Regions from separate parts of the Homo sapiens genome. Here region 1 is linked to region 2. Evidence: chromatin loops called from intact Hi-C (ENCODE). Cell type or tissue: IMR-90. All regions are shown on one strand.

Region 1 (8,000 bases), 210 kb after region 2:
TCATAGAAATGGAATCATGCAGTATGCGTCTTTCTGTGGATGGCCTATTTCATAAAAGTTCAACTATGTTGTCTTTGCAGAATTTTCTTCTTTTCTCTAAGGCTGCATCATATTGCATTGTATGTATATACCACATTTCTTTATCTGCCTTTCATCTCTCAAGACATTTAGGGGCCGGGAGGTGGCAGCTCATGCCTGTAATCCCAGCACTTTGGGAGGCCGAGGTGGGTGGATCAGGAGGTCAGGAGATAGAGACCATCCTGGCTGACACGGTGAAACCCCATCTCTACTAAAAATACAAAAACAAAATTAGCCGGGCACGGTGGTGGGTGCCTGTAGTCCCAGCTACTCGGGAGGCTGAGGCAGGAGAATGACATGAACCCGGGAGGCGGAGCTTGCAGTGAGCCGAGATCGTTCCACTGCACTCCAGCCTGGGCAACAGAGTGAAACTCCATCTCAAAAAAAAAAAAAAAAAAAAAAAAAGACATTTAGGTCATTTCCAATGTTGACTACTATGAGGTAGTGCTCGATAAACATAAAAGTGCTAATATTTTTTCCACATTGTAATTTAATTATTTTTGATAAATATCCAGAACTGGGATTGCTGAATTATATAGTAGTGCTATTTTTGTTTTAAGGGGGGAACTTCTACACTGTTTTCCATAGCAGCTGCACCATTTTGTAATCCCGCCAATAGTGTGGAAAGGTTCCAATTTTTCTACATCTTCGTCCAACACTGGTTGTCTTTTGTTTTACTGATAATAGCCATCCTGACAGATGTGCGAGGATATCTCATTGTGCTTTTGATATGCATTTTTCATATATTTGTTGGCATTAATATGTCTTCTCCAGAGAACTATCTAGTCAAGCCCTTAGCTCCTCAAAAAATTCTGGTTATTAGGTTTCTTTTTTTCTGTTGAATTGTAGGAGTTACATATATGACATTTTGGAGATTCATTCCACTACGAGATGTATGGTTTGCAAATATTTTCTCCCATTATGTAGGTTGTCTTTTCACTCTGTTGATGGTTTTCGTTTGTTGAAATGTAAATTTGAAATATTTAGAAGGCAAATGAACTTTGGTGCTTTGGTTGTGCTATAGAGGAAAGACATGGGGCCTTTGAAAGTGAAGTAAAATGTCAATGCAGATAGGCAGAAGGGGAAATAGAGTTTGCGCATGACGTGCACTCAGGTGTCAGAATTTCCTTGGGCTTTCTTTTAAAATGTTGGATTATTATTTTTCTTGGATGCTACTGATATTTTCATAATCATCCACCTGTTTCTTTGGTTAGTTACATAAAAATAATAGGTGATCTTTCCCATTTTAGCCAAAATTGTCTTGATATTCAGGGAACTGGTGTGTCCCCAATTGATTTCAATCCAAAGAACCAATTTTCTTTGGAATAAAATTATTTAGACAATACTGATTTTAACACTTCATAGAAGAAAGGTGGTAAGAAATTTTCTGAAAGGGAAGTCATAGAAATTTCTTTGAGATTTGGTGTTGACTTGACACACAGACACACACACACGCATGCACACACACAGAAAATTTAACTATTATATATGATTAAATTTTCTCCTGCTGATTCTATCCGTGTGTGACCTGAGACATTATTTGAGACCTTAGCAATCTTCAAGGTTTTATCTTTGGTGTCCTGTTAATCCACTTATTTAAACTCAACTGATGTTCAAAAAGTGCATGAACTCCCTGAAAGAAAAAACCTCATTTTTCATTCCCCACCCTCCTGCCTTCCTTGATTTGTTTACACTCTTGTGATTACTGTCATTTGATTGTCCAGCTATTTCTCACTGATAACTATCCCTGTTGCAATGATTATGAAGAGAACAGAAAAGTGAACACAATGTTCTCAGTTCTGTCTACATTCAGAACTATAATCTTGCGGCTGCCTTTGGAGACTATAGTAGAAGAATAAGATGCACTTTCTTCTAAGTTTGGCAGAGGGCTAATGTTTGGATGGGAAAATATGTTCCTTTTTTTTTTTTTTTTTGAGACATGGTTTCACTCTCATTGTCCAGGCTGGAGTGCAATGGTGTGACGTCGCTCACTGCAACCTCCGCCTCCTGTGCTCAAGAGATCCTCCCACCTCAGCCTCCTGAATAACTGGGACCACAGGTGCATACCACCATGCCTGCACAATTTTTGTATTTTTTGTAGAGATGGGGTTTCGCCATGTTGTCCAGGCTGGTCTTGAACTCCTGGGCTCAAGCAATCCACCCACCTCGGCCTCCAAAAGTGCTGGGATTACAGTGTGAGCCACGGCGCCTGACCTTATGTTCAATTTTAACTGAGATTCACATTTTACATATTTTTGATCATATAAAGTCAGTTGGAGAATGGGTAGTTGATGGGTGCAGACAAAAAATAACTTCACTTTCAATCGCTATTTTATCTTGTTAATCAAACTCAATCACAATTAACAAATATTAAGCACATATCATCCATCCATTGCTCCGATGGAAATTGGGAAATAAACTTGAGTCAATAGAGGTGACTTATGTGTTCATTGACTATTTACACAAAATTATCATAGTTATCTGTGAGTTTGGTGACTAAAATAAAGTATTTTTTAAGTATGATTTCACAGCTGTAAAGCTGGCTTTGTCTATGGTTTTGATGTGGCATTTCTAGAACATAGCCTGTAATCTTATATTTTGATATTTTTTCTTTTATTTCTGAGTCTCAGTTAACTATTTACCAATATTTATAAGAAGACAGAACCAACCCAAATGTCCAACAATGATAGACTGGATTAAGAAAATGTGGCATATATACACCATGGAATACTATGCAGCCATAAAAAATGATGAGTTCATGTCCTTTGTAGGGACATGGATGAAATTGGAAATCATCATTCTCAGTAAACTATTGCAAGGACAAAAAACCAAACACTGCATATTCTCACTCATAGGTGGGAATTGAACAATGAGAACACATGGACACAGGAAGGGGAATATTACACTCTGGGGACTGTTGTGGGGTGGGGGGAGGGGGGAGGGATAGCTTTAGGAGATATACCTAATGCTAAATGACAAGTTAATGGGTGCAGCACACCAGCATGGCACATGTATACATATGTAACTAACCTGCACATTGTGCACATGTACCCTAAAACTTAAAGTATAATAATAAAACCAAACAAAACAAAAAAGAAGACAGGTTGACATGAAACAATAAAAGATTGATGTGGTATGTCCCACTGGGAAAACTGTCCTTGGATATATCCTGAATCTTTTTCATGCCTTGAACTGACATAAAAGTCTTTATTTAAGGAACCTTTTTACAATATTTAAAACATATCTACTGCTCACTCATTCACAGAAACATCAGAAATCCTGAGGTCTTGATTTAATTAAGGCTGATTGACATCAGGCTTCTGAAGTACAAAATTTGTTATCCTGCCTGTGATATTTCCTTCACATATTCTTTATGAAGTCATTGTCTCCAAGAAGTATCTCCTTTTAAGATCCTCAGTCTGCCCTCTCATCTGGTTCCCATAGGTAAATGTAAATGTTACATAATATGCATGGACAGTGTGTATTTATATTTACATTTACCCACAGTGCTCAACCCGTGTCTTAGGCACTTGTTCAAAGGAGGGATGCCTCAACTCAAAGACATCCAGGTCAAAAACACATTTGTGGCATATTTTCAATCATTTCCAAATGTACACATTCAGAGTGGGATAAAGGAGTGGAGAAGAGTCATGCATAAGAACTTCTTATCTTTTTGGAGACTCGTGTCTAAAGATGTTTCCGTAAAAATGTGGGCATGCTTCCAGGGACTAGTGAAATAACTTTGCACTTTCTTCGCTTTCCTTGAGATGAAAAAGAGAACAGCAGGCTGATTCCTGTGTGTCCTGACTCCAGATACCTTACCGAGCGAGTGAACCCTATTGACTTGGGAGGATCCTGCAATTCTAGAGGTGGGATATGGTATGGACCTCCTCAAGCCTCTTTTGAAATTACTGTTTACCAAAACAACTTTTTAAGAAGCTAGCTTAGTGCACTCAGAACTTTCATTTTCTAGTACATTTGAAAATATTTTCATTTTTTTCTTTTTCTTATTTACATGTAACAGTTTAAATCCAACATTTTTATAGTAGCTGCCTTCTGTAAGTACCCCCATTCAGAGTTCTGCCAGGTGAGTGGGTGTGTATCCCAGGTCAATCTCCTTGTGAAACTGCTTAGAGATGGCAAATAGTTAAGGCAGCAAAATCATTTGCGTGGCTTTCTACATGCAGTAGAACAACACTCTTCAAATCTCTGTAAATGCAATTTAGTACATGAATTTTTAAGGTGGAAAAATTCAATTTCTTCTTAAAATGGTGATTTTCCTGATTCTACTGAAAGGATAGCCCATTGTAAGTCTTTGGATCTCACAGGCAATCAAGGTCCCTGGGCACTTTAACAAAAAATAACTAATACTATTAAAAGCGTCACTTTAAGTTCACAAGAATTTTCTTACACACAGATATTTAAGGAATTCTGAAACAATGTCAACAGATTTGGGTAAGTTGGTAAAGTCATTTTCTATTATTTATTTTAAAGTGGTTTAAAAACTGGACTGTTTTGTAGCCCTGAAGCCTCCCTTAACCACGAACACCAAAATAGCCACATGGCTCCTTTTTATCGGCTGCTACTTAAAACCAAACTCTGAATCATTTGTGGGAATCTGAACTTTCCCTGGGAGTCCACCAGCATCTAATTTCTGTATATGGATAAATTAAAAAGGATAATTTGCTTCAGTTTTAATTTCATCTCCATTTTCTTATTTTCCACATTTCCTAAACTTCAGCAATCAAAATACCACACTTCTGAATCTATTTATGTTTTGTTTCCATTTTTTTTTTCAATGGCTGGGTGTACATTTTCCCTTAAAGAGACTTTCACAACATTTTTTCTATGCCCAGGAATTGCTGCATTCTTCTGGTGACAGGCTGCTCACTCTGTGCCACAGCTGCTGCTCCAAACAGCAAAGGCTGAGTGGTCTGGCTCACCATCACGGGACTGTCAGTCCATTTTCTCCCCTCTCCTACTAACCTTTGAGCACATGTAGAAAAGAAAATCAGTATATGGTTTTTTCTCTGCCTCATTTGCTAATTAACTTCCTGTTCTTCATGCATTGCAAGCAACCAAGGTCACAGAGAAATCCCGCTGCTACCAAGTTAATAGTTATTTCACAGAAAATACTGTTGTGTATCAACTCATTCTATCCCCAAACCTGTTTTCTTCTCCTGTAAGATAGTCTATGAAACCACTTATAGTAACTGGAACATAGATGTAGAGGTAATTGACATTATTGAATATCTATGGTCTTCTTGGGTGACTTGGTGAATAATTTATATTATGTGTTGAGTGAACTTCTTTATTTTTCTATTTATATGACCAAATGTCACTACTTGGAAATCCTAAACATTCCACTTATTCATTCCTACCTTTTTGGTTTGATATCGCTGAGTCCTATGGTGACTTACCTCTATTGGCCATAAAATTATTTTATATGAATGTTTTATTTTCCTTAATGAATTGCAAGGACTCTGTTTTACTACTTTTGTATCCTCCTTCTCTGCCTAGTGGTACTGGTAATAACAGCTAACATGTATTGAGAAGCCTTGATGGAGCAAGCCTCTACTCTTTGTATCAGTGGTCACATTTAATCTTTGTAGGAACTCTAATGGAACAACATTATTGTCCTCATTTCTCCGATGAGAAAATGGAGGCTTAGGGAACTTTTCTGAGGTTACGTAGATAGCCAGTTGTAGAATGAGTATGGGATTTGAGAAAACTGGACTACAGTGCCTTTAATACTGCCTAAGTAGACTCCTGGACATGCACTGTATAAACCTAACTTCGGGTCCTTTTATTTCTTTCCCCTTCATACTACTCATTCATCTGCAGAGTTTGTGAAGAGAAGGCTGGGTAGAGCCTGCTTGGACGTGTGCTTTGATGCACCGAGTCAGGATTTGGAAAGGCTGAAGGTCTATTGGCCTCTGAGTTTTCTGATGGGAACCTCAACTCCTAGAAAACTCCTGAAACAAATCATAACCTCGTAAGTGCCATTACATAAAACTCTAGTGATGACAGTGGCAGGCCATCTGGAGCAGCTGCTGCCACCATGCCAGCTGCAGCAGGGAGGTGCGGCCTGGCTGCATAGTCTATGGAGCCAGTGGTAGCTGGAAACAAGCAAAGCCCCGCCCCTTCTGTGTTAGGGCAGAGGCTCCCAAGGTGCTGCTTCAGCTGCCCAAGCCACAGCTGCAGACCCAGGCATTTCTGTGCTCCTGGGGCCCAGAAGCAGGCAGGAGGCCCACCCTCCCAGGTGCAGCTGCAGCCACCCAAGTCATGGCTGTAGACCCAGGCCTCCACCTCCACGGAGCAGGCAGGAGTCCGACTCTAGCCACCCACCGCCTCACTCCTGCACAGTGGCACCTGCCCAAACCATGACTGTGAACCCAGGTATCTTTGCACTCTTGGGGGCCTGGGAAAGCCCCCCTTCACTTGCAGGCTCAGAAGTGCCTGCTCCCACTGCCTGGCTTCTCCCTGCTGTTGGCATCCACTCCGATTCTGAAGCAAAGTCGAGGCTGTACTCAGGCACTGTTGCAGCCTGGCTAGGTGTGCACACACAGGGCAGTGCTGACACACCAGCTCCCTGGCACCTTGGCCCAACGGTGCCAACTTTGGGCACCAATGGGCATGGGAGGAAGCTTAGGGGAAACTGAGAGCAGCTTGGTGCTGGCCTTCAGGCACCCCTTGGCACCTACAGCCTGGGCACCATGAACAGCAGCAGGAGGCTAACAGGTTTCTGGGTGGAAGGGGCTGGGTCCCTGGTGAGGCCTCACCTTCAGGCCAGGGAGGGCCTCAAGGCTGGTGCCTGGGTTGCCAGTCCTGCAGACTGGAGTAGGAACTTGTGGTACCTTTTCTGGGCCTGCCCATGGCCGTTCATGGACCAACTGGCATGCACTTCCTCACATCTAAGGCCCATAAAAGCTCCAGGCTCAGATAGACCTCATCAGACATTGGGATGATCAGCTGCAGGGAGGAGCTACCCATTCTAGGGCCTCCTCTCTGCTGAGAGCTGCAGAGATGTCAGGACAACCAGCTGCAGAGAGGAGCTACCCTCTCCAGGGCCTCCTCTCTGCTGAGAGCTGCAGAGATGACAGGATGACCTGCCTGCAGAGAGGAGCTTCTCACTTCAGGGTCTCTTCTCTGCTAGGAGCCGAACACTTTTTGGGACACCCTGGCTGCAGAAAGGAGCTACCCACTGCAGGTCTCCACTGAGCTCTTCTATCACTCAACATGGTCCTCTTCACCTTGATCACCCTCCACTTCTCTGTGTACCTCATTCTTCATGGTCACAGGACAAGAACTCAGAACCCATTGAATGGTGGGGCTAAAGGAGCTATAACACAAACAGGGTTGAAACATGTCCCTTGCTTACCACATTGTGGGTAAAGAGAAGGAAAGAAGAGCTGCAGCCCTTTGGGGAGCCCAGATCTGGGAACTCCCCAGAGCTGTGACTCCCTCTTTGGAATCCTGTGGTTCCTGGCATCTCCAAGCTTCTGTGCACCACCACGTTCCCCAGTGCTAGCTGTGGAAGCTGCTTGCAGTGTGTCTGATCCAGCCACAGCCTCACAGAGAGCTGGCACCCATGCCAGCACCTGGAGCTGCCCACCCCACTGCAGCACCTGGCATGTCTGATTATGCAGTGGCCAGAGTCCATGCTCACTCACACACCCCTCGCCGCTCTGTGGTTGACTTGCCCTTGGCAGGCGTGGGATCCAGACTGGTAGCATGAGCTAAGCGCAGCCCACCAGGCTAAGTGGGCAGAACGAACCCAGCAGGCCCGAGAAAAACCCGGGCCAAGGTGCCACTGGCCACAGAGGTTTCTGGCCAAAAATTGACACCCCAAGAATCCTGTAACACTAGTGTAGTCTTTGGACTTGATATTTTTGGTTGCCATTAAAGCCACATTTTTTTCT
Region 2 (8,000 bases):
CACACCCCTTTTTATAAGAGAAAAAATAGTTATCATTTGTTAGAAGGTTACTGTGTGTAAAGAACCACACTAAGTAAATTATAATATCTCCTTTAGTCTTTTTAACAGTCTTTTCAACTAGATAGTATTATCCTAGTTTTATAGGAGAGCATGTAAAGGCATAGAGATTATGTATCTGTGGCTAAGGTCATAGTAAGAGACAGAGCTGGGATTAGAATTCAGGTGAGGTAGGTCAGTCTCTAAATATGGCCACCAACAATTCCTCCCATCTCTGTACATGCCTGCAGTGTCTCAGATTAAGAAGAGGAAATTATGTCCCCACCCCTTCATATAGAATACCTTCATAACTTGCTTTGCATAATAGAATAAAATAGAAATGACTTTCTAGGACTTTGGCATTTAGGCCTTAGGATAACTGGCAGCTTCTGCTTCTTAGGCCTTGAAACCTAGCCACTATGCGGTAAGGAAATTCAGGCTAGACTACTGAATGATTGGAGACCATATATAGAGGGGTTGAGAATAAGTAGGTCATAGTGTTGCACGTGTAAACCTCACAGTCTAGTGGGGGAGACAGTTCCATAAACCAAAAACCACAAAGCATTGTAATGTGTGTTGTACTAGAGGTGAGTAAAAAATGTTGTAGAAGCCAGAATAAAGTGGTAGCCTCGTGTGTGAGTGTGTGTGTGTGTGTGTGTGTGTGTGTGTAGAACGTAGCTTTGTGGAAGTGGTGACAGCACTTGTCCCCCATCTCGAAGGGTATGCAGAGATTTCCTAGGTAGAAAAAGGCATCCCGGGCTAAGAGAACAGTATTTGCAAAGTTATGGAAATGTAACAGAACAAGACATGTTTAGGAAATGGTGAGTCAATAGTACTTTCTATAGTTTCGTTGATTCTTATACTTCTAAATTTTAACTGCTTTAAAAGATGTAAACTTTCTCATTGCAGCTTCCCATGCTGGTAGATGTGGAGGATGGATGTGAGGAAAGGCTTCCTCCACTGATTGGTGGAGAAGATTTTTTTTTTTTTTTTGAGACAGAGTCTTGCTCTGTCTCCCAGGCTGGAGTGCAGTGATGCGATCTCGGCTCACTGCAACCTCTGCCTCCCAGGTTCAAGCAATTCTCCTGCCTCAGCCTCCCAAGTAGCTGAGACTATAGGTGCACACTACCACACCCGGCTAATTTTTGTATTTTTAATAGAGACAGGGTTTCACCATGTTGGCCAGGCTGCTCCTGAACTCCTGACCTCGTGATCCACCTGCCTCGGCCTCCCAAAATGCTGGGATTACAGGCGTGAGCCACCGCACCTGGCCAGGATTTGTTTTTAAACATTCATTCCTCTTAATTGATTTTTTTGTTGTGATATTTGAATGTACTGTGTTAGTTTCCCAGGGCAACTGTAACAAATGACCACAAATGTGGTGGCTTAAAAGGACACAAGGTGGGGAACATCACACACTGGGGCCTGTCATGGGGTGGGGGGAGGGGGGAGGGATAGCATTAGGAGATATACCTAATGTAAATGACGAGTTAATGGGTGCAGCACACCAAGATGACACATGTATACATATGTAACAAACCTGCACGTTTTGCACATGTACCCTAGGACTTAAAGTATAATGAAAAAAAAAAAAAAAAGAAAGAAATCTATTCTCTCACAGTTCTGGAGGCCAGAAGTCTGAAATCAAGGTGTTGGCAGGGCCACGCTTCCTCTAAAGGTGCTGGAGGAAGGTCCTTCCCTGCATCTTCCAGCTTCTGGTGGCTCCAGGTGATTTTTGGCTTGTGGCAGTACCATTTCTGTCTTTCTCTTGGTCTTCAATGGCCTCGTTCTCTGTGTCTGTGTTTTCTCCTCTTCTTATAAGGACATTGTCTTTGCACTTAGGACCACTCTAATCTACGATGATCTCATCTTGAGATTCTTAATTACATCTGCAAAGACCCTTTCCCCAAATAGGGTCCCCTCTATAGGTTCTGGGTAGACATATATTTTGTTGTGGGCCACCAATTAACCCAGTACATATAGTAACAAACATTTACCTTTGCTAATGGTTTATATTTAACAATAATTTTTTTAAAAAAATTCTCTGTTTTATCATTTATAAATTTCAAAAAGTTTAAAACTCTAACGTGTTTAATTCCAAATGTGACTTTGGCTGGGTCTCTCTCCTAAGCAGCACTTTAGTAGATTTTTCTCAGGCAGAATGCAAAAGGTCTACATCAGAGTAGAACTGGCCCTGTGATTAGCTATGCTAAATTGAAACCTTATGAAATATAGTGTGGTTACATTAAATGGCAGTTAGAATGTGGTCTACATTATTACAAATAAATGTTTTTCATTATATTTTACTGTCAGCAAATGCTGGTATAAAACTCATTGCCTTTCCTCATATGGCTACCTTGAAGGGAGTCAGAAAATACATTGGCATCTGAGATCTTCATGTGAATTATTTTGAGAATTCCAAAGACTCCAAACTCAATTCAAAGAAACATGATGGAAATTTCATGGGCTTTTAATTGGACTTTCATCTTTGCTTCCTTTGTCAGTAAAGAATGACTGTCCTGGAACTTGAGGTTGTTGCTAGACCCCCTTCTTAAAAAACAAACAAAAAAAACCTAAAGGTTCTATAGTTAAAGCCTCTTGGGAGGGGAAGAAGACTCACTCAGTACACAGAATGATAAAATTTTACTTGCCGAGGTAACATACATGACTTTGGACAGGTTTAAGCTCCTTTTTCATTGGAAGGAAGAGAACTTTTAGGCTTGCAGGTGCTATTTCTTTCTTCTTCCAATTTCTACAACTGGAAACTAGTCATTGTAGGGTTTTCCTTAAATAAGTCCAAGTCTACAGGAGGCAGCAGGGAGTCTATTCCACTGAAGCCTTCCTATGAGGATTGAACAGCTTCTAATTTCTTGATCATTCTAATCATCATAACCATCTGGAAGATTTCGTCATTAAACTAATAGTTGGTAATCATATTGTCCTGGCTTTCAAAATAAAACAAAACGATAAGGGCTTCTAGACAATCCAAGCAGGCTATTTGTCGAACTGCTCTATTTATCTGTGTCGATTTCATTTATATATTTCAAACACCCACTGCCTCTAAAGTATACCGAATCATGCCCTCAAGCAATTGGTCTCATCTACAAAGAATGAGCCTGACCCATGATTCTGTGCTCCTCTGTTTCTCACATTATAGTCATAAGTTAGCCCAAAGAGAGAAGCATATGATTCTTTGGATGAGATCTCTGTTATCTTTTAAGGAGATAAGAATCATAAACTCCATTCAAAGGTGACATCAGAACAATGAAGGACATTCTGAGACAGAGCGAATGACCTCATGACATTTTCCCTAGATTTTCTAACTTTTCTTCTGTTTAGTAATCAATCATTCACTGACTCTAAATGTATGGGAGGTAAAAGTTTTTCTTTACTTTCTTATATTCTGAGGGTGGGCCTGCAAGTTAAACTGACAAAGATAGATGAATGGAAGAAAATTGTACACATTGTATGTGATGTTAATATTCTTATGTGGGCAGGGTTTTCATAGAAAAGAGGTGAAAACCCCCCAAAAAGCAGGTAAACTGGAGGGCATCTATAACATTTTAGCAAAGGATGATAACCTGGGGAGAAGCGACTATGACAGAGGAAAGAGGGTTTGGGCTTCCAGGGGTGGTGAATGGTGGGAAGGTAAATTTATGAGGAAAAGCAATAATAAACAAGAGTTATTTACTAAAGTTTGCTTACACAGCACATCTTGGTGCTATCTCCATCTCCTGATAAGGGTTGTTCTCCTCTTTCTAATAGGGGAGGGTGGGGGACACCTTTGTTTAGCCTAAAGCTAAGGTTTCGCCATATACAGTGAACTGTAACTCAAGGGGCTGTGGAAATATAGACTGTAACCTATTCTTGAAACAAGTAGCCAAGTTTTAGCCAATCACAGCAGCTGAGTTTCAGCCAATCACAGGCAGCCAACTGTCTAAACTGCGTTTAAATAAGGCAGATGCTGAGCTGTAACCAATCCAGCTGTTTCTGTACCTCACTTCTATTTTTTGAACCTCACTTTCCATTTCCTGTCGATTAATGTTATCTGACCATGTGGCAGCCCAAGAGTCGCTGGGAACCTATTTTGCTTCTGGGAGCTGCTTGATTCATGAGCTTAATTAAATTGTTAAATCTAATTTGTCTAAAGTTTTTCTTTTAACACCTTCACGAGGGGAAGTTTATGCCCTGCTTTAAGCAGAGGGGGACGGCAGAGCTCTTCTGTGTCTGCTTTTTCTCAATTGCCCCCAGCTCAAAATAATTCTTATGCCGGCATATTTTGGGGTGACATATTCTGATCTCCTTCATTGGGAAGCAGTCCCTGAGTGTGAGCCTAGCAAAGACTCTCTTCTTAGAAATCCTCCCTAATTTGAAACATAGTGGTTAAAATTCAGAAGCTGGGTCTCTGTGCACGTTATCTAACTGCTTGGCACACAAAGGTTTGTCAAATAAAAGACAGGCAGGTGATGAATGCATTGAGAATTGTTGTCAATCCTACCTAAAGTTCCACAGACTTAGAGAACATGTCTTTCTACCTGACAACCATTCAGAGCAGTTTGGCTGTTCCAACTCGCGTCCTCAATTTCATCATTCAAAATCTGTGAGACCGATACTGAGCTCTCATGGAAGACTGGCTCATTTAATTGAACAATTTGGAAAACTGTTGAGTTGAGGAAATGTATACAGAAGCTAGGTGGCGCTGGCGGCCACAGGCTGCACAAGATAATCCTCTGCATGTCAGAACATGCCCTGTGCCCAAAGGACACAGCTGTGAAACCTTTCTGAAGAGTTTAGTATCAGATACAGGGAGAATGATTTGAAACAAAAGAGAAATACAGAAATTCCACAGCATCACTTTCAGACTGTCCAACATTACCCATTCCTTCTGACATAAACATGAAAACCCATAAAGCACAATTTGTATTTATCTATTTTCTAAATAAACTCCTCCTGGTCATTTGCTTTTTGAATATTCTGTTTGGTCTCTTTGGTTTTGCAATCACCACTGACTTGGAGCTCCACAGAAAAACCAGAAGTTCCAAAATAGCAATCGGAAGAGAACTTGGTTTCAGTCCCTTTTCCATTAATGCCTATTTTCCACAACCACATAACCTGTGCATTTGGAATATTTTCCCAATAGCACTGGCTTTCATAAGCTGTAGTGACTGTCAGGAAATAAAACTGCTTTGGTGGAAAGACCAGAATTATATAGCTGAGAACACAGGAATGTTAAACCAGCCTTCGAAGTCTTGCAGAATAGGAGAGAACAAAAGTGGGCTGTGTCAGTGAGGCAGGTTTAATAGAAATAGAACATTTATGAATTTCTAGTCACATCTTCTGACCAGATAATCTTCTACAGAGTCATTTAGCTTATGTATGGGAGATACGAATCTTACAAGTGGAAGATGACCATGCCTAAGTCAGAATATAATAGTCTGACAAAATTTTCTGCTTTATGTATGCTTATGGAACTTGTTTTATATATAGACATATCACATTTATATAGTCATTTAATAAATTTCATTCATTGAAAATAATACAAATGCATTACAATGAAAACAATCATTAGGTACGTACTTTTGGTTAATATTTCCAACTGTCCTGAAAGATGTGGTATAAATATATCTGTAATCCCTAGGGGTTTATTGCACAAGAAAAAAAGCAGAGCACACTGTTGATTTTTTTTTTTTTTGAGACATATTGGCTGGTAAAATGTTGATACTAATTAATTCTGAAGTGGAAACAGGCTTACAGGCTGGCAGACGGGTTATAAAATTTTTTTTTTTCCATTGGTCTCAGAATTGCTAGAATCTTTGTTTCAGCACCAGTAGCTCTGGTTTAGGTTAATATTTCTGCCTCCACTCAATACCATGTTATACACCCTCTTGCCTACTGTCAAAGGAGTTTGTTGAAGATAGTTTCTTTACCTGAGAAAGAATACCATTCTCCTTTACTCCTCTTTTACCATGTCTCCTCTTCTACCTGACCAGTGTACATATTTGTCAACTCTTTTTCCAACCTGTTAGCATGTTACTGATGGAGGGCTTCACGGAAGAAGCATGGAGTTGAGAATTTCAACTTTTACTTCTGTTACAGGAGTGGCCTTCAGCCTCACTTAGATAGAAAGGGCCACAATAAACTCAGAGGAGTAATAGGCTCAGAAATGGTGGACAACATACTCATCTTATTTATCACTGGGTTTCTGGCCCTTGATGCAGTACTTGGTATTTAGTCAGTGCTCCTTGCTAAGCTGCTTGTTTGTGTCTGCTTCCACATTCCAAAGATATGAGGATATGAGTTTGAATAGAGTATGAGATAGTTAACAAATATGAAACCAGTGGTATTGAGCACCAACAACATACAGAGCTGTATTAGAAACTGAGAATTGCAAAAAATGATATATTTGTCCATGTTTCCCAAGAGGTTACCTATTAATACATAACTACATATTTGTAAGAAGACATTATAGCATATTGCCTGTGAACCATCTGCCTCAGCTTCTAGTTGTTTCCTCTGATTCAGCTAGCCAAATGCCACAAGAAACCACAAAGCCAATTTGTGTTCTTGGATAACTGCGTGCAACACCCATTAGCTTTCTATGGGCAGGATTTGGCGCAGAGAACTCATCTGTTGCCAGTGCTCAAAAGAAAGTCAGGATTAAATAAACCTATTTCTGTATTCTTACAGGCGTGCCTATGAATCCATGAGGCTACAGTCACGATGGCATACTTGGCAAGCTCAGGGCACTGTTATCTTTTGAATTAATTTTGTGACCTGTTATAAATGCAAGTTCCCTTACTGTGTTTCAAAGGCTTTTTGCTCCCTATTCCAATGTCACAAGTTTTCTTCTATGACAAAGATCGTGTTAGCTTAATTTTTTTGCTACATTGTGATTTTTTTTGATATTGCATTATAGCTCCTTCCCCTTTTGGCATACATGCATTCATAGCTAAATTATGGAGTGACTGGGGTTTCCTTCCCTTGGCATGATTTACCTCTGGTCAGATTATTCCTTGTTGTGGGGGACTGTCTTGTGCATTGTAGGGTATTTAGTAGCATCCCTGGCCCTTGCCACTAGATGCCGCTAGAATTTCCTGCCCCTAAAATGTCTCCAGAATTTGCTAAATGTTGGGATAGGGAAGGATTGCCACCTGTCGAGGACCACTGATTTATATTAATGTAACTTTTCTGCATAAAACCATTAAATACCATTACTCAAGGGATATAAGCTGGCTAATGATTTTCTCTGCGGCATTTAGCAAAAAATCCATCTGGTGAAAATACCAGTGAAGAGGAACAGAAACAATTGTAAATCTTCAAAAATCATTCCTTGAGCAAGAAAATGCCTTGGGCTAGCCACTGCCTTCCCCATTCACCCTGACCCCCACCCCAAATACAACATTTTATTTTTAACCATCTAAGTAAGGCTGATGTTGCTGATGGATAACAGCTGCTGTATTAGTCTGTTCTCACACTGCTATGAAGAAATACCCAAGACTGGGTAATTTATAAAGAAAAGAGGTTTAATTGACTCAGTTCTGCATGGCTGCGGAGGCCTCAGGAATCTTACAATCATGGTGGAAGGCATCTCTTCACAGGGTGGCAGCAGAGAGAATGAATGCAAGCAGGGGAAATGCCAGATGCTTATAAAACCATCGGATCTCTTGAGACTCACTCATTATCACGAGAACAGCATGGGAGAAACTGCCACCATGATCCGATTCCCTCCACCTGGTCCCACCCTTGACACATGAGGATTATTACAATTCAAAGTGAGATTTGGGCGGGGACACAGAGCCAAACCATATCAGCTGCAGAGATCTCTGGGTGGAGTGTTATGTGAGTGAGCTTGCTACAGATTGGAGTGAGCCACTGAACTGTTAGGGGCATTTTTCTGATTAGAATTGCATTCTGCTATCTTTGAGTTTCTGCTGAGGTTGCTTGTCATTACATTGGCAGGCAGA

The links. A loop is a pair of places that touch in the nucleus more often than their neighbours do. Peaks named below come from ENCODE experiments on the same cell type or tissue, not always from the same donor. Only the 100,000 strongest peaks of a DNase experiment are listed, where the experiment ranks them.
Region 1: it touches region 2 in a loop (6-fold over the local background); 4 of 110 quality-filtered maps call a loop at or near these places.

The regions. Positions count from the first base shown.
Region 1 is chr17:69,814,895-69,822,894 of GRCh38, forward strand. The region is part of intron 3 of LINC01483 (long intergenic non-protein coding RNA 1483); the gene reads left to right. Among named protein-coding and RNA genes, the nearest start is that of LINC01497, 140 kb to the right of the region's middle. RefSeq lists a silencer at 3,701-3,901. In IMR-90, no CTCF peak of the experiment used is centred here; a DNase peak (open chromatin) is centred at 4,647; H3K27ac peaks cover 827 bases.
Region 2 is chr17:69,602,603-69,610,602 of GRCh38, forward strand. All of the region lies in intron 2 of LINC01483 (long intergenic non-protein coding RNA 1483), which reads left to right. Among named protein-coding and RNA genes, the nearest start is that of LINC01483, 13 kb to the left of the region's middle. RefSeq lists enhancers at 4,336-5,535, 4,611-4,880. In IMR-90, CTCF peaks have their summits at 4,733 and 7,114 (motif pointing right); DNase peaks (open chromatin) are centred at 4,759 and 6,309; H3K27ac peaks cover 4,301 bases.